Regions from separate parts of the Mus musculus genome. Here regions 2 and 3 are each linked to region 1. Evidence: chromatin loops called from intact Hi-C (ENCODE). Cell type or tissue: left cerebral cortex. All regions are shown on one strand. Each heading gives the region's core, and the rest is flanking DNA. Links, peaks and the distances in the headings are about the cores only.

Evidence for each region. A loop is a pair of places that touch in the nucleus more often than their neighbours do. Peaks named below come from ENCODE experiments on the same cell type or tissue, not always from the same donor. Only the 100,000 strongest peaks of a DNase experiment are listed, where the experiment ranks them.
Region 2: a loop joins it to region 1, with 6 times the contacts of the local background. A loop is called at or near these places in 12 of 42 quality-filtered maps.
Region 3: it touches region 1 in a loop (3-fold over the local background); 3 of 42 quality-filtered maps call a loop at or near these places.

Annotation. Positions count from the first base shown.
Region 1 is chr11:33,144,931-33,151,193 of GRCm38, forward strand. It overlaps Fgf18 (fibroblast growth factor 18), which reads right to left and starts at 2,470. Exons shown (of 5, transcript NM_008005.2): 1 at 2,312-2,470; 2 at 2,115-2,151. The coding sequence starts at 2,343. RefSeq lists promoters at 2,287-5,737, 2,287-3,230 and an enhancer at 3,045-3,075. In left cerebral cortex, for the core only: CTCF peaks have their summits at 2,547 and 3,631; DNase peaks (open chromatin) are centred at 1,406, 1,803, 2,334, 2,456 and 2 more places; H3K4me3 peaks cover 1,828 bases; H3K27ac peaks cover 224 bases.
Region 2 is chr11:33,026,102-33,032,364 of GRCm38, forward strand. No RefSeq gene overlaps it. Among named protein-coding and RNA genes, the nearest start is that of Gm12111, 100 kb to the left of the region's middle. In left cerebral cortex, for the core only: a CTCF peak has its summit at 3,003 (motif pointing right); a DNase peak (open chromatin) is centred at 3,030.
Region 3 is chr11:32,638,770-32,645,032 of GRCm38, forward strand. It overlaps Fbxw11 (F-box and WD-40 domain protein 11), which reads left to right and starts at 3,786. Exons shown (of 13, transcript NM_001271347.1): 1 at 3,786-4,166. The coding sequence starts at 4,122. In left cerebral cortex, for the core only: a CTCF peak has its summit at 3,575; DNase peaks (open chromatin) are centred at 3,732, 4,345 and 5,397; H3K4me3 peaks cover 2,511 bases; H3K27ac peaks cover 2,135 bases.

The sequences.
Region 1 (6,263 bases), core at 757-5,756:
AAAAGCAAACACGAGCCTGCTCATTGTTCCCCCTTTAGGAATCTTGGTTTAAAAAAAAAAAAAAAGTCTAAGGATTTCTACTATGACTCCTCTTCCAGACAGACCAAATTTACACACTGTTTTCCGAGTGATTTTCAAGGGCACCCCCAGCTGGTCCCAAGGATACAGATGAGGGGTTAAAAACATCGGTCCTATGCAGTTCCGTAAGTCTACAGGCTGGAGGGGACAAAGGGGCAAAAGAGGGGGGGGATGGAAAAGACGAGGCTCCCTCACCTGCATGAATCCTGCCTCTTGACCTAACCCAAGCAGACCACCCAGATCTTTCTCAAAGATGCTGGCTTAGTTCCGGCCAGGAGGTGGAGGTGGGAAGCAGAGTCCAGACTCCCTCCCTCACACTCCCATCAGAGAACACAAAGACCACCCGGCAGCCCCTCCAGGGTCCTCCTTAAAGAAGAACCAAGAGCAGCAATCATGCACAGGATTGGGCAGCGAGACCCAAAGGCTCCTTTCTGCCTCCACACCCATTTCCTCAGCTCCTGCCCAAGCTCAGCCCAGCCAGACAAGCAGAACCCCTGGAGTGACCCTGGAACCTGCCCTCTGCTTGGGAATTCAGCTGCAGACAGACTAGGCAGCCCATGCCTGGAACTGGCCTTTTCTTTAACATCCACCATTCCCCGACCCTGTCCCCCACCCCCTCACCACATAGGGTCACATCTGCTTTGGCAAACAGCCAGCGTTAAGTTACTGACTCCAGTTGTATTGATTCAAGAAGTCACTGGGGACCCCAGCCTGGCCAATAGAAGGAAAGAGCCATCAGTCTGTCCATCCATCTATCCTTTCAGCCCAGAGTCTCAACTGGTTTTGCACTGAGTTTCATGTCTGTCCCAAGGAACAGTGAAGATTGAACTAGGAACCACGGCCTCAGCTACACACACACACACACTTCCTTGTACCAGAAAACTGGGAGAACCACCTCTAGCTGGTGCACAGGGCTGTCTCCAGGCATCTCCAGAACTCAGAAGGCTACAACCAAGCATCTTCCCATTAGCCCTGCAAGGACACCTGCCTTTCACGGAGAGGGGGAGGGGACAGATAATCCTCTTTTGGCCTATGTCCAGTTTATTCTGGGTCCCCTCCCTTGTAGCTGTAGGTAGGTGGAGGTATTGGGCAGCTGGTGTTTCCTATTCTTATTGCCACCCCCCCCCACACACACACCCCGCCCCACACACACCATGCTGAGGCAGCCCTGGTCTGGTTCTAATCGGGGCTGAAGTCGACTCCCTACCCCCCCCCCCCTTTTCCTTCATTTCCACGGCTTTGGAAGCCAGAGCATTCCAACTGTCTGTGTGCCAAGACCTTCCCGAGTCTGAAAGCTGCTGAAGTAACAGATCAGATTTTAGCAAGTGCTTTCCAGGCTGAGCGCCAAGCCCTTTTCTGATTCACAGAGAGCGAACGGGGACCAGGCAGGGAACAAGCCCTGGGCTGCACCACCTTGGGCAAGGACATGTGGAGCAGAGCGCAGCAGGATGGGGAGAACTCTCTCTCTCTCTCTCTCTCTCTCTCTCTCTCTCTCTCTCTCTCTCTCTCTCCACACACACACACACACACACACACACACACACACACACACACACACAGAGTAATTTACAACTAAAGCTCTCTCTCTCTGGACTCAAAATCCACTTAGCTGAAAACAACCTTTTTGTCTGCAGGGACAAGCAAGCCGTAAAGGGACAGTTGGCATAAAAACCTCTAGGTCCCTACCTCGCCAGCTGTGGTCGGAGGTTGGAGTCCCACACATCACTCGGGCCAGAGTCAGCCCTCCGACTCTGAGAGATTTCCCTACCGAGGCTGACCGAGGCCGCGACAGTCTGCACTGGCTCAAGCAGTAGCTCCTAGCCCTTGGCCTGATACCGCCAGCGCAGGACGCGCGCGAAGCCGCCCTTCTGCGCCCTGGGAACAGGTGCACTGGGCTTGTTGCCCAGGAGGGGTGGGGCACCGAGAGGGGGCGCGGTCCCGGGAAGGGGGGTCGGCCAGCACCTCGAAGAAGAGCGCGCTGGGGTTGGCAGGGGGGTGGGGGAGAGACACGACTCGACTCTCAGGAGCCCACGTACCTGAACCTGGAAGCACAGCAGTAGAAAGTGTAAACACCTGCGGGAGAAAGAGGGAGAGGAGGTCAGTGAGATCCGAGGAAGGGGCACAGATAGACAGACAGACACGTAGCAGAAAGTCGGGCGGACAGACAGACAGAGCCACACACGCACAGGGACAGGCATCCAGGCAGGGTGGCCAGACCCGGGCGGGTGCTTACAGGCAAGTGCAGGCGGAGGGCGCTGAATACATCGCGGGGCGGGGGGGGAGGCGGCGGCTCCTAGCCCAGCCTGCACATGTCCGCTCCGCGCGGCCGGGACCGGGCGCCTCCGCCGCCGCCGCCGCCGCCGCCGCCGCTGCTGCTGCTCCCTCCTTGCCGGCTGCTTCTGCAGACTCTGCTGCTCCGGGGCGCTCCGCGGCGCGCCCTGCGGCATCAGCGCCCCGCGCGGCTCCTCCGGAGCGCTGCGCCCTCCGAGCCGGCGCGGGGGCTGTGGGGCGAACGCGGTGCGGGAGGAGCCCGGCCGGTGCGGGGAAGCTGGACTGAAGCGGGCGGACGGGAGGGCCGTCTGGACGTTCGCGAGACGCGGGCTGCGGGTTCAGTCCAGGGGCAGCATGCACGGCGGGTGCTGCGGCAGAGGCGCCGCAACCGGGACGCGAGGCTAGCGGGGCCGGGGTCAGCGCTCCGAGGCTGGGGCGCGCATCTGCAGTGCGAACGCGTCACGGCCGCTCCGTCTGGGCGCCCGCCGGCTCATGTCTCCTCCTCTGTGTCTCTCCGGCCGTGCGCATCGCCGCCTCCCACCGCTGGCGGCGGCCGGGGCGTTTTCTACGCGAGGGCGGCGAGGGGGCGGGGGGCCAGGGGCGGGTCCGGGCCCGCGCCGGCACAATGAGGATGCGGGGCCCGGGGGCTCCCCCCTCGGGGCGCGGCCGGACGGGCGCTCAGCGCGGCTGGGTGCGCCGCGCCCACATCAAAGCCGGCCCTGCCTGCTCGCCTGCCTGCCGCGGCCTCTCCGCTGCCTCCTCCTTCTGGCGGCTCAGGGTTGGAGGGGAGGCACTCAATACTGTCGGCAATGGGACTGGCCGTTCAGCATGGCAGAACCCACGAAGCTGGACCTGGTGAGCGCTGGAAGCCGTCGGAGCTCTCCGACACAAGGCTAATATTGGCCGAATGGAGCAGGCGGGGTTCCCAAAGAATGCTCACATTTGCTGTTCATATTCACATCCACTAGAGTTGGGAAGCAAGGGGAGGACAGACGAGGCCCGCCCGGTGGGGTGACTCAACTGAAAGGAGTCGTGTTTACCCTTACCCTTAGGCCACGCAAGATAGTGGCTTTTCCCAGACACACGCACCACCACCACAACCACCACCGTGGGATGACTACGCTAAGTAACGCCTTCTTCTGTTTTGCCGTAGGAGATGGCAAAGTCTCAGGGGCGTCTCTCTCCCTTCCCCCGCTCTGGGACTCTAAGGTCGGTTCTAGGGATTCCAGCTGCGTTCTCTAGTTAGGTGACCCGGGTTTTGGAAGCACACGGCTACCACCTAGCGGCTCAAAAATGTCGCTGTAACCTCGCCCCTGAATGGCTACATGCCTGGGAGTAGCCAGGACTCTGGTCAGCGCTCACTCCAGGTCCTCTTCAGTTCGCAATCTAAGCAGCTAGTTTTCCTGCCCTTGATCACCAACCCTGAACTTTTTCTGTCCTTCCATTAACCCCCAAATGTAGATATTGTTGTCAGAGGCCTGCCTCATTCTGTCTAGAGCCTGGGTCAGCCAAGTTCTGCTTTGGACTGATGCTAAAACAAACAGGTCACAGTGGGCAAGAAACTAGAGAACGAGCTCAAAATGCAAAACTCAGGAATTCGGATTATTTGATTTAAAGGCCTTGTGTCCGTAGCTGTGGTTGTTATTCCCCGTTCGCTGGAGCAAAGTGAAGAAGGTGCTGCTCGGTGGTGTTATTTCTCAAGTTATAGAAACATAGTATTTGTTCCAAGGACCAGACCTCCCTGTAAGCGACTTTCAGTTCTTTTTCAAAGTTGAGGCTAAGGGGGCAGTATTAAAAACAAATCCTGAAAACCTTTGCGAAATCGAGTTGTTGAGAGAATTGTTGCATGAAAGGAAGTTGATTTTATGTTTATTGTCTGGGCTGCCTGAACTAGCCTTGCAAAGTTACTAGTAACTTCCTAAATTCTGGAACCAACCAACCAATAGAGTGAAATGACAAACCACAAATAGGGCTGAACCAAAAAGTGGTCTTGCTTTACAGACTGGCACACGTGTATCTGCTGACATGTTTCATGTATCTTCTGGCTAAAATTAATTTTTTCCTATCTGCACTTTATTAGTTTTTCATTACTTTTGAATACAATGGGTAACTATTGTCCCACCTACAGTGGTTTGATGACCTCAGTCATCACACAAGACAGTCCCAAAAATTTGGTGGTCTGAGGACATTAATTCAAGAATCAAAAGTTCTGGTGCTGGGGGGTGTAGCTTGGTAGACTCACAGTTCAATTCCCAACACCCACTAGAAAATGGATAGAAGCATTCAGCTCTATGTGATCCCAGCCACTCAGGTAGAAGCTGCAGATCAGCTCAGGCTTATGCTTGGGTTCAGCCAGCTAGTGGTCCACCTGGGTGCTACATAGGCCCTGTCTCAGAAAAGGGATAGGGGCTACTGAGCTGGCTCAGCAGTTGAGTATTTGAGTACCTGCACATGTGGCATAGTTAGTCCTAGACTTGAATGTTCTTCCTTGCCTGCCAAAAGACTTGAGCATACAATGAGATGGGGCACATTATAAAGACAAAGGCAAACTAATAGCTATAATCCCTATCTTTTCATATTTCTCAATTTTGTGTAGAAACCAACCTTTTCTTAGAGTTGAATCATCAAAACTCTGTTGAGTTCAGTCACTTAAATTAGGTCACTTTTCAATTACACCCTGAAGCCCAGTTAAGCGTTAATATACATATTGAATGACTTTTGAAATGTTCAAAATGGCACTAAGTGCTAACTTGAAACTCACTCCACTGCTGTTTGTGGTCCTATTATGTTGCCAGTCCTGAGACAAGATACGCCCCCCCCCCCAAAAAAAAAACAGTGGGGGGATGGCAATAAGATGTGTTCATAGGATTCAACTTTAGCCCATGTTAAGACAGGAAATAATCTAACCAAGTTGTTCTTTGACTTCCACATGTAGATTTTAACTCATGTGTGTACACACACCCCACATGCACACTAAATCTCCAGATTATCAAGAGCAATGAAGAGATACTAGACCTTTTTTTATCCAGTGTTCTGAAGAATACAAAGTTAACGGCAGATAGTCCAAAGAACTTGGCAACATGAAGCTAAGACCAAAGGTAGGAATATTTCATGTGTGTGGGAGACAAGTGAGAAAGTTTCTGGGTGACAGGCATTACCAGGGACAGTAGTGAAGAACAGGCAGGCAGGCCTTAGTAAGGAACCAGGTAGCCAACAACATTCTTTCTTAAAGGTTTACATTCATTTTAATGCATCAATTTTGACAAATCACAATCACCTCTTAATCTCCCTCTACAGTGCTCCACAGGACTCTTGCCCCTTCCAGTGAATCCAGTGAGTCACCTGCTGCTACTAGACATGCTTGACCACTAAAACAGGTACTTGGCCAGGTATAGTGGCATGCACATCATCTCAGCACTGGGCAAGCTGAGGTAGGAAAATTTGAATTCCAGGTCAGCCTGGTCTACAAATTCAGGACAGCCAGGGTTATTACATGGAGAATAATCTCACCACCAACAACAAAAACAAACCAGGTACTTCTAACTGAACCAGCAAATTTTAAAGTCTCTAAGACTCAACTATTCTACTGGTTGATAGCCTGCAATTTTAACCTATTCCCAGAATCCAAACCCCACTAAGTCCCAAACCTAAAAAAAAACTTGATTCCTTAAGCCAAATCAAGGTACTTGCATGTTTTGACAACACCACATAAAGCTACTCTTGTTCAGTTTGCATAACTTCTCTGCCTGTGCTCCAGCAAAAACTGCTTTAACTGAGCTCTGTAGTTCTTGCACAAGTAGTTTACACCAACAGCTTGCACTGCAGACAGAAATTACAGTTCAGTCACAAGTGGGCTACCTAGCAAAGCTTAATAAGCTTTGAGATACTGGGCAGTGGTGGCCTTTAATCCCAGC
Region 2 (6,263 bases), core at 481-5,480, 120 kb before region 1:
GCTGTGTGATTTGAACTGTGCATTTTATGGCATGTGATATCTCAATAAACTCAGTGTAAAAGTCTGGGGCTGACTTCATGCTCTGGCAAACTATGCAGAATCAAGCAACTCATTCTAAATATAGACACACAGACAAGGGAAAGCCTTACACATTTAGGCACAGGAATTAAGAGAATTTACTATGTTGAGATCTGAAAGATGAGCTTCAGGCAGGAGGATAATCATCTTTGAGGAAACTGCTGAAATGTCAGCCGGAATATTGAATGTGTGTAAATCTTAGTAGATGAGGTTATTTTTTTTTTAAAAGGCAGTGAAATCTAGTTTGGGGAGAGAAATAAGATAGAGTAAAAATACCAATCCAAACAACTGGTAAGATCACTTGCAGGTGACGTCATTGTTCAGCAGGGAGAAATATTCGCAGAGTTTAGTCTTGTTTGCATAAGGGAAGATGCATGCTGAAATTTCTGGAATAATCAAAAAGTTAAAAAGTTCCTAAAAATCTTACTGATCAAAGAAGTAGTAGCAGGTCAGAACATTTAAAAATTAAAAGCTGAAAGATAATCAAACTCTCTGTATATTAAAATCCCTGCAATGCAGTTACTGCTGAACCCTTGGGGAAAGGCACAACCCTCAATAGTTATATTTTTTAATTGAATTAGTTTTTAAACATACATGTTTAAGTGTATATATTCATAAGGTAGCATGTGATTAATTGATACATTACCACATTCTGTGGTAATTAAATTTTAATTAAATTTAAAGTATCTATCACCTCAGAAGAAAGCTCAAAATGACTTAGTTAGGGTTTCTATTGCCATGAAGGGACACCATGACCATGGCAACTCTTTTTTTTGCTTGTTTGTTTTTTGTTTTTTGAGACAGGGTTTCTCTATGTAGCCCTAGCTGTCCTGGAACTCACTCTGTAGACCAGGCTGGCCTCGAACTCAGAAATCCGCCTGCCTCTGCCTCCCGAGTGCTGGGATTAAAGGCGTACGCCACCACCACCCGCCATGGCAACTCTTATAAAGAAAACATTTAATTGGGGCTGGCTTACAGTTTCAGAGGTTTGGTCTGTTATCATCATGGCAGAAAGCATGGCAGCACACAGGCAAGCATGGTGCTAAAGGAGCTGCGAGTTCTACATGGAGATTCGCTTGCAGCAAGAAGAGCAAGACACTGTGGGCTTAGAGCGGACTTTTGAAAGCTCAAAGCCCGCCCAGAGTGACACACTTCCTCTAATAAGGCCACACCTATGACAAGAAGGCCACACCTCCTCATAGTGCCACTCCCTATGGGTCTATGGGGTCATTTTCATTCAAACAACCACAATTACAAACATAACAGTATAAGCTCAAAGAATATGTTAACGAATGTAATGAGAGAAAGTATCGAGAAATAAAACTTCTTCTTAGAAGACTAACAGACACATCTCTGATCATCCTGTTCTTAAAAAAAAAAAGAGAAAAAGCACAATGAACAATTTTAAAAAATGAAAAAATAAAAACTGGTATAATTTATGTTAAATAAACAACACAAAAAATTATGGAGAGCTTCACCAAGTTATTGAAAAACAGAGACAAAAGAACAATTCTTTTCATAGGCGATTCATTAAAATTGACTTAAGAAGAAATGGAAAGCCTGTAGGCTAATGACATGTGAGTTAGAACCAGCCACTTCCCTCCCTACAGAGGAAGCTCGGGGTCGGGCTGTGAGTGCCCTATCATCCAGAAAACTTGATCTTAGATGTTTTGTTCCTCATAGAATCAAGTACATGAAAGGGCATTTTATGAGTTTAATTTACTCTTGATTAGAAAGTCAGGAAATGATGGGACACTGAAGGAATGTCTCTCATCCTTAAATGCATAAAACTCTCAACAAAATTTTACTAAGCTTTGCAGAAATGTATACTTTTAAGAAAACGTTATTTAGTAAAATATAAAGAAATGCTTTATAAAACAACAACTTTTTTTTGTTTGTTTGTTTTTGTTTTTTGTTTTTTGTTTTTCGAGGCAGGGTTTCTCTGTGTAGCCCTGGCTGTCCTGGAACTCACTCTGTAGACCAGGCTGGCCTCAAACTCAGAAATCCGCCTGCCTCTGCCTCCCGAGTGCTGGGATTAAAGGCGTGCACCACCACATTCTAAAGGAAAAGAGACACTGAAGAGGAAGGTGAAAAGAGACAAGAAATGCCAGAGACAATCTGATAAGATGACAGAGTCACAGATAAGCACAAACTTGGTAACTTGTGTCCATGAACATGCACTTCTCAAGCTGGCCCCCAGAGAGCTTAACAAGAGTGATCACCAAGGCTGCCATCTTGTTATCTGAGGCTGGGGGATAACATAATGAGTGGTTTTATGTTATGTTATTTCATTTTAACTTTTTAATTAATTCTTTGTGAATTTCATATCATCTCCCTCATCTTCCCATCCCTTCATATCCATTCTCTGAAACCTCCCACCCTACCCCACCCCAAAATTTAAAAAAAATCTCATCATGGAATCTGCAGAACCAGTGTGTCCCACAATATTCCCTTTCGTAGCCTTGGCTGTCCTGGAACTCACTCTGTAGAGCAGGTTGCCTCCCAAATGCTGAGATTAAAGGTTCGCACCGCCAGTTCCTGACAGCCAGGATCTTCTTACTATTTGTTTGTTCATTTATTTACTTATTTATTTATTTATAACAGAATCTCCTGTGGCCTAGGCTGGCCTTGAACTCCTGATCTACTTCCTTGTGCTGAGATCAATTGGCTGTGCCACCATGCCCAGATTTGTCCACATATCTTTTCTTGCAAATGTTCACTGCAATGAGTCTCTGGCTTCTGCTACTCTATCAATACTGGAACCTCACCAGGACTCCTCTCAGATGTCCTGTTGTTGCCTTGTGTCATGGGGATCTATAGGATCTTCATGGTCTCTGGCAGTTCATAGATGGAGTAGATGTTGGGGTGGGCCAACTTAAAGCCCTGGATCTGGACCTGGGTGCTAGCTCTCCCACACCCTCACCACTAGGAGGAGCTCTCTAGCATAGCCCTAGCTAGCTCACCCAGTGCTGCAGCTAACAAGGGGCAAAACAGCTCTCCTGCTCTCATGACTTCAGGCCAACTCATCTGTGTCCACAGCATCAGGGCCAACTCTACTGTGCTGTCCAGTCAAGGTGCAACTCTGCATGGCACTTGGATATCAACATGGTCCCAGGTGGCAACCCTGACCAGGGATGCACTCGTGGCCTCTGTTGGTAATATGAACCACTAACATTGACACAGACCCCTGCTGCCCCATGGCCCCCATTGGCAGCCCAGGGTGGGGCTTCAGCAAGGCCTCAGGTAGCATGGCAAGCTACTCACAACACGCTACTCCTTTCCACCCTTGTTCTCCAGTTCAGCCTCTCTTCATAGTACTTCATAGAACAGTACTTCTTCTCTTTCTCTCCCATCTCTTTCCCACATCCTTGCACATTATAATGTCTCCTCCCAAGGGCCATCCATGCAGTGAGCAGGCCTCTGAGTGTCTTCCATCCCCCTGCACTGCATGGCAGAGGAGTGGGCCTTTATGTGTATGTGTTTGTTTTGTGTGTATGTCTACATGCATGTATAGCCCATGGAGGTCAGAAGAAGGCTTAGATCCCAGAGAACTGGAGTTACAGAAGGTTGTGAGACACCATATGAGTGCTGAGAAAGGAAGTCAGGTCTCCTGCAAGTTCAACATGTGCCCTTAACTGCACAGCCATCTCTCCAGCCTTTGTATTCTTTTTAAGCAAGCATAGTAATTGGTTTCCCCACACAGACTGTCTTTTACAGTCAATGCTTCTTTCTTTGCTGCTTCTGGTCTCACCTGTGCTGTCAGGCCTTGAGGAATAGCCAGAAGCTCAGATCACCCCTCTGGGCATTCACTGCTATCAACGGCATCCCAGGACAACCAGGCCTTATTGATCAGTTACCTTCCACAGCCACAAGCATATAGCCATGGGCTCAGCTGTGGCACTAGTCCTGGGCAGCACCCTGACAGGGCCGTCAGAGAGGGAAGCACAGAGTCTGCCCAACCTGCCATCCCACAGACCCCTGACCATCCTGCCCAGCACCTATAAAACCAAGCAGTTATCCAGACTACCTGACCATTCAGAGTGACCTATCCCTAGGCAGTGTGAATACAGCCACAGTCTGAGCTCCCTGAGCTGGCATGGTCCTGCACTTATCCAAACCACTGTTTGAAGCTGTGCCTGAGACTGGGCGAAAAGACAGGACTTGTCTTGTGTTTGTGTGTTTGTTTGTTTATTCGTTTATTTTGAGGCAGTGTTTCTTTGTGTAGCTCTAGTTGTCCTGGAACTCACTCTGTAGCCCAATCTGGCCTCAAACTCATAAAGATCTGCCTGCCTCTGCCTCCCCAAGTGCTGGAACTAAAGGCATGTGCCACCACTCTACTCTGCAAGACTTTACACTCAGTAGATTAACACAAGATGTAAATGTGCTTATTTAAAAGAGTTTATTTTAATAATAATAATAATAATAATAATAGCTTTCATTCTGGCATTTTCACAAAAACACACACCATTATACTTTTTTTTTCCATTTTATTTATTCCTGTCCCCCTTGCCCTCCTCCATTCCTCCTGCTGATCCTCCCCTCAGTCCATGCAATCCTCTCTTCGGCTTTCACATCCCTTGAATTCTATTGCCCTCTCCTTTTTCCACTTTCATGGTTTCTTTTCTACTTTCATGAGTTACACACACACACATGCAGAGCCTTAACATAACAATTTCTGTGACTATAGCTCAGTTGGCAGAGGCTTGCTAGCATGCACAGAACCCTGGGCTCCTTTCTCAGAACCATGGAAATAGAGTGTGGTGACCAATGCTGTAACTACAGCGCTAAGGAAGTGGAGGCAGGAGGACCCAGGACTCAGGGAATGTTGTGTCTTGGTCTATGTACTATTGCTGTGAAAAGAAGCCATGACCACAGCAACTCTTATTAAAAAAAAGAAAACATTTACTCAGGGCTGGCTTATAGTTTCAGAGGTCCAGTCCATTATGTCATGGTGGGGAGTATGGAGGCATGCAGGCAGACATGGTGCTGAAGAGGTAGCTGAAAGCTCTACATCTGGATCTGCAGGCAGCTGGAAGAGAAAGCAACTGGGCCTGGAGTGACCTTTGAAACTCCAAAGTCCTCCCCACAGTGACACACTTCCTTCAACAAGGCCACACCTCCTAACCCTCCTCAAGTAGTGCTTCTCTCTGACTAAGCCTTCAAACATATGAACATATTTTGAGCTCCATTTGCATCTGTTTGCCTGCAAATGTCAGGATTTCATTTTTCTTTATGGCTGAACATGTATCACTGAGTGTTCATTGCATGCACATTTTCTTTATTCATTTATCTGTTGTTTGTTGTCTAAGCTGTTCGTGAGAACAGTAAACATGAGTATGAGAGCATCTTTTTGTAGTGTTAACTTACTTTGAGTGGCTATCTGAGAGTGTATACCCATCATAGAGTTCTACGTTTTGTTTTTTCTTTCTTTCAAATTTTCTTTTTTAAATTAATTAAATTTTTTAATTTTAAAGTTAAAAATGGATTTTTTTCATACAATATATTGTGGTTACAGTTCCCTGTCCCCCAGTTTCTCCCAGATGCTCCCCACCTCTCTACCCATCCGAATCCACTCTCTTCCAAACCGCTTTCTTTCTCCCTGACATCAGAAAACAAACAGGCATCAAAAAATAAAATCAAAGAAGAAAAGATAGAAACAAACAAACCGAAATGGAGCAAACCAAACAGAAAAAAACAAAGCCAAAGAAAAAATAGACACAGATGTAAACACACACACACACACACACACACACACACACACTTGCACACACAGAAACCCCATAAAAATACAAGATTGGAAAACATAATAGATGAGAAAAAAACTGTAAGGTTGGTTGTTTTTTTTTAATGCCCAGACAAAGAATTATTGGACAATGAAAAAAATTATACCATTGAATTCATTCTGTGTTGGTCATGTACTGCTAGGCATGCGTCCTGATATTAAGTCTGGTTTGTATACACAGTGAGACTCAGTTGGGGAAAATAAGTTTTTCCCTTGTGAGCTTCTGGGTTAGGGATTAGGGCATGTATGCCCTCTGAGCACTCCCATTAGCTTGGACCCATGCAGGCCCTGTGCATACTTCCTCAGTCTCTGAGTATTTATATCTGCCATCAGTCCTGTGGGCTTAGAAGGCTTGTTTCTGTGTGTCCTGGATTCCCAGGGGCTCTTAACAATCTTTCAGTCT
Region 3 (6,263 bases), core at 481-5,480, 510 kb before region 1:
CACCTCCTGGCATGGTCATCTGAGGTCCACACTCCGATGTCTAGCGAGACCTCATCATCATGTTGAGGGTCATTGGTCCACACCTCTTCACTGTCAGCACGCCTTGTAAACCTTGGCCCAGAGCTGTCTGAAGCTCTGGACAGAAACTGCCTTATGACTTTCTTCGGCCTTTGTCTATGATCAGATCTGATCACCAGCTAGCACCAAGCCTGAAGCAATAAGAATCCCTGCACACCCGGGTTCTTTCTAAGAGGTCAGAGCAAGGAGGTCAGCCTTGGCTCAGCTTATGTAAGTCTTCTGTCATAAACATGCTTTTTAAAAATCTCTTTGAGCGTTTGGAATCCAAGCCAATAATTTTAGTTTTCTTTTTCTTTTCATGAGGCATATGATTTTAATTAAAGGACGGAAACTGTGAGCTTTTTTGATGCCAGGGGTTGCAAACTCAGATATCCCCAGGGATTTAGCATTCAAATGAGAAGCATGCAGATTGCTATGGTGTGAATGTGGCACCAAAGCTTTGGTTGAAACGAGTCCCCATTGTGAGGGTTAGGTCATTTTACTCTCATCAGTCATTTAACCCCTTCATAGATTAATGGGCTAATAAGGGAGTTGCATGGCTATGGAGTGAGCTTTCTCTGGTTAGCTTGCTATAGCATCTTGCCATGTGATGACCACTGCCTGCAATGACCTAGGGAAGGCACTGGCAAGCAGATGCTGGCACCTTGCTCTTACCATGAACTAAACCAGTTTCCTTTTTCTTTCTTTCCCCCCTTAGACAGAGTTTCTCTGTGTAGCCTCGGCTATCTTGAAACTCACTTGAATTCACAGAGCTTGGCCTACTTCTGTCTCCTACGTGCTAGGATTAAAGGGTGCACTGACACTGCCCAGCTTTAGTTTCTTTACACGTCATCTATTCTCACATATTCAATACAGCAGCAAAAAAAAAATGGACTGAGTTCAAGGAGTAATGGGAATGGTGGAAGCTTACTTATATAGAGACACTTTCTGAAAGGAAGGTAGAGGATGCTGAGCCACTGAGTACTGTCATCATATAGATCTAAAAGTCAGAGAAATTAAAATTAAAATGTAAAGTTAAGATTTGTTTGTTTGTTTTTTTCGAGACAGGGTTTCTCTGTGTATCTCTGGCTGTCCTGGAACTCCCTCTGTAGACCAGGCTGGCCTCAAACTCAGAAATCTGCCTGCCTCTGCCTCAAAAGTGCTGGGAGTAAAGGCGTGCGATACCACTACCCGGCCTTAAGGTTTATTTTTTAACTCTGTGTGTGTTGAGGTATGTGCACAGGTGTGCCTGCGGAGACTACCAGAGAGCATCAGTTCTTCCAGAACTGGAGTTCCAGGCAGCTGTGAGCTTCCTAGTGTGGGTACTGGGAATTGAACTCAGGTCTCCAGGAGCACTCTTAGCCATTGAGTCCATCTCTTTAGTCCTCCAAAAGTGTGAAACTTCTAACTGATTAATTTTGGCAGTGCTATGGGTTGAACCCAGGACCTTCAGGTTATGGATATGCCAGAGGGTTTTTTTTTTGTGTGTGTGTGTGTTGTTTGTTTTGTTTTGTTTTTTGGTGACACGGTTTCTCTCTGGTTAACTGCCCTGGCTGTCCTAGAACTCCTTTTGCAGATCAGGTTGGCCTTCAATTCACAGAGCTCCACTTGCCTCTGCCTCCTGAGTGCAAGGATTAAAGGCGTGTACTACCACACTCAACATGTGAAGATTTTTAAAACAAGGAATGTGGTAGTCTAGGCTAGACAAACACATGGGAGGTTCATACTCATCCTGTGGCCCCTACATGCTATAGTGTATGAAAGGTCCTGGCATTTTCAAGGTCTTGGCTGCATTGGTGAAGCCTAATAGACTAGTCTTTCAGTATCCATAGAACTTCCCACACTCGATATGGGCTTGGACTTGCTTTGACTGATGCGGCAGTCAGACCTTGATAAGCATCTGCTGATGGCTCTTGCCCTTTTTTGAGCCACCCTCCAGAAGCTTGGGAGGCCCCATGTGTAACCTCAGCTGATATATATATCACATTGGTCCAGATGAGCTTGCTTAATTTACGTAATTGTATAAGATAATAAGCCATTGTTATTCTAAGCCACCACGCCTTGGAATGGATGGTTATGTCACAATAGGTAACTGAAACAAAGGTCATTTAACCTAACCTCCTCATTACACTTCTGACTGTCCCAAGTCCAGAAAGGGAAGAGAGTTTGGGGAAAACCAGACAGCAAGGTATTGGCAGTAACTCCAATTCTGGGCTTTTCCCAGTTGCTTTTCTTTCAATCTCTTGGTGAAAGCCACTAGATAAAGATTCAAAGTCTATCTGCAGGGGATTTACACTGTGATGTGGATGTATACAGATTACTGTAATGCCTTGCTCCCTGGGAATCGTTAGAGTACTAAGTCATCCTCTTTACAGGGGCAAAGAATTGAAACAAACTTGAGAAGCAGGCAAGCAGGCACTGCTACTGTGAAGTGGGCTGGGTACAATGAGCCAGGCCCTTGAGACACTTTATAACAGCTCTGACTGCCAGGTCTCCTGTAAACATAAACAACTTAACAGTCCGTCAACATTAGACAAGGCCATTCTGTGGCCTTAGCTTATGGATCAAGACAAAAACAAGACCACCCCATAATCATTTGTGAACACAGATAAAACATGGACATTGTCCAAGTCCCTGAAACACAGCTACAAGACTAAACACTTGAATCTGGCTAACAGGAGAGGCTGTCAACAATTACTGGATTAGTTTTAATCTAATATAACTTCCCATAGATAAGGCTGAGGTGCCCAGTCTTATACCCCCACTTCCCGGCAGTATCTGCTCCAAAGCCCCTTCAAATCCTTTTCTACATTACCTAAGGTCTCTTACTGAGACGTCCCTGCTTCATCATGGTGTATGTTCATTTCTACTTCAGCTAGGAAAAAACCCACCTTGTTCAACTATCAGCGTGTTCCTGGGGGCTTTTGGTTCGAGGGTATTGACAGACTTGGAAGTCACAAGGAGTTAGAGGTTCTCTGAAGTCTCTAGATGCGTTTCTTCATATCATTTCTAACTCTTAGTCAATGTCTGCTGTCTTCCCACTAGAATTAAGCTGAATAAGAACAGAGGTCTCTCCGGTCATTCCCAGTGCTTAGGGCAGTACTAGTAGAAACTGAATGCTTAAAAATAAGTGTCTTCGGCCGGGCGGTGGTGGCGCACGCCTTTGAGGAGGTGGAGGCAGGCAGATTTCTGAGTTCGAGGACAGCCTGGTCTACAAAGTGAGTTCCAGGACAGCCAGGTATACAGAGAAACCCTGTCTCGGAAAAAAAAAAAAGTGTCTTCAAAATGTATAGCTTCTTTCTCATGGCTCAGCTCCTCCCAGTCAGTGTGGCAGATCTCCACACACCGCTTTCCCAGCTCAGTCTCCAAACTCTTAGATGCCCATCTTCCTTTAATTGTGTCTTCGACCTCGCGGGCCCCCTCCCACACTTCCTAGTGCAACCTGGGACCCACCTGTCTCCACCATCTGTCCCTACCAAATGCAACACACACGGAACGGCAGCGCTGCAGCCTAGACGACTAGTGGGCACCGCAGACACCCACTGCGCATGTGCGGAGATCGCTCGCTCGCACTGCAAAGATCTCCGACAAGTGAGGAGTTGCCTCGGAGTTTCCGTCCAGGTCCGTGCGGCTACGGGCTGCCAGGAAGTCAGGAACGACCAACCGGAAGAAGACCTCGCGCGCGAGGATTTCTGGGACAAGTAGTCGCGGCGCTCGCGAGGCCCTATCGCGAGCAAGCCCTAGATACTCCAGCTCTGCACGTCCGGCACTCACAGCCCTGCGCTCCCCTAGGTGCTCTCTCCGGTGGCAGAAGCCGGCAGATTGGACCAAGCGGCTTCTTGCTCCCACAAAGCTGCGCGAGCCGCCGCGGCTGCCGGGAGTTGTAGTCTTCGCTGTGCGTCCTGCGTCGGCCGAGGGTGAGGGCGGAGCTGCGGGCGGCCCGGGCGGGCTGGCAGCTAGAGTGGGTGCGAGAGCTGCCTCCACCGCCGCCGCCGCCACCGCCTCCTCCGCCCGGGCCGATCGCTGCTGAGCGGAGAGAGCGAGGCGGGGCCGCCGGGGCCGCCATGGAGCCCGACTCGGTGATTGAAGACAAGACCATCGAGCTCATGGTGAGTGCGGCCCACTGGCCTTCAGTTCTTCCGGCCGGCCGGCGGCCGGGGGGCCTGCCCACCCCGGCGTCCGCGCCAGGCCAGCCCTCGTTCCCCGCCGCCTGGGCCCGGCCGCCCCCCTGCTATGGCTCGTTGCTGACGCTTCGCGCTCTTGGGCCGGCACGGCCTCCACTCCCCGCGGCTCCCCCAACCCCCTCCTTGCCGGGCTCCGGCCAGTCTCCGGCGCCCCAGCCTCGCTCCTGCCGGAGCCACTGCTCACTCTTGCCTTGCCATCACACTCTGTTTTTAGAAGGGGATTTCTTTTTCCCTTCCCTGGATTCCTCTGGCCGGGCCTGCATCGCGCCTCCCAGCCTCGCTCAAGCTGAGGGTGATGGTGGTGGAAGGGAGTCCGAGACCAGTTGGAGCCGCTTCGGCCTCCATAACCTAGGCGCGGGGGGTGGGGTGGGGTGGGGTGGGGTGGGTGGTAGGGGTGGGTCTCAGCACCCTCGCCCCAAGCTACCGCTGTATGGATGCCAGGATAGCCCCATTGGACTGGGATGTTGGGGGTGCCTACGAGTCTGAGGCTGTTCCGGATAAGGGGCCTATTTTCCGGGCCCCTGCGGTGTCAGGCTTCTTGGACAAAGGGTTTCCTACCCTGCCGTGAAGGATGTTTGTATAGCAAGGCCCTAGGTACTCTTGAATTCCATCCCCCAGGAAAGGGAAACCATAACTTTTATCATTTGGGAAATGAGAGGGGAGGGAGAAGAGGTCGCGCTCATCACTGCCACCCTCTCTTATTTTAATAATAAAAAATGGGAGGGGGGTTTCTTGGCCCACGGATAAGCAGCGATCCCTGTACTGTTAGGAACCATTGGTAGCCAGCCTGGTCAGGTCTCCCCGGACACCCCTAACCCGTTTCTGACCTCAGACTTGGTGCTAGAAAGGTTTTTGGAAACAGGACTCTGAGTCTGGGAAAGTGAAGGATTTGCTCATTGGCGGAAGAAATAAAGTATGGCTGACTGGTATTACCTGCCAGTTTGAACGTGAGGGAAATCAAACTGGGCCCAGGAGAGTTGGGGAGGAAATCAGCCTCTGCAAATGAACATACAAAGGGCTTCTTCCTGTGAAAACCTTGATAGTTTTCTTTGTATCTCTACTGATATAGTAACAACTAGTATCTGCTCCACAGTATTAAGAAAAGGTGAAAGATCTGCTGAACTTAGCAAGATGTTTTCCTCGTCAGAGTTTCTCCAGTGTGAATCGCTTATTGAGTCAGTGATTCCACTGGGTAGGGTTGGTGACATCAGAGCCACTTCCCCCATTTAATGCTATAAATAATAAATGGTGATACTGAAAGTCTGTTGGATAGCCTCATGGTTTCTGTGGATGATGTTATCCAGGGAGCTGAGGTACACGTTTTAAAATGGAAGTATAGTAGCATAAAATACAGAGTCTCATGTCTGCTGGACTCTGCACAATGTGCAGAACTGGATTGTTGAAAATTAAACCTGGAAGTTTCTGGTTGGTTGTATGTGTTGAAAGGAATTCTGTCACTTTATCTTCAGGTTCTGAGGACTTTTTTCCATTTTCAGAATCGAATTGTTGGTTATAACAGTTTGGGAAACTTTGATAGTTATTTTAACAAAATACCTTTTTTTTTTTTTTTTTTTTTTTTTTTGGTTTTTGGTTTTTGGAGACAGGATTTCTCTGTGTAGCCCTGGCTGTCCTGGAACTCACTCTGTAGACCAGGCTGGCCACCAACTCAGAAATCCGCCTGCCTCTGCCTCCCAAGTGCTGGGATTAAAGGCGTGTGCCACCACTGCCTGGCGACAAAATATCTTTAAAAAGTTGTTGTTTAATAGGGAACAAAATAGCCATGAAAGGAGTTACAGAGACAAAGTTTGGAGCTAAGACAAAAGGATGGACTATCCAGAGACCACCCCTCCTGGGGATCCATCCCATAATCAGCCACCAAACCCAGACACTATTGCATATGCCAGCAAGATTTTGCTGAAGGGATCCTGTTATAGCTGTCTCGTATGAGGCTATGCCAGTGCCTGGCAAATACAGAAGTGGATGCTCACAGTCATCTATAGGATGGAACACAGGGCCCCCAGT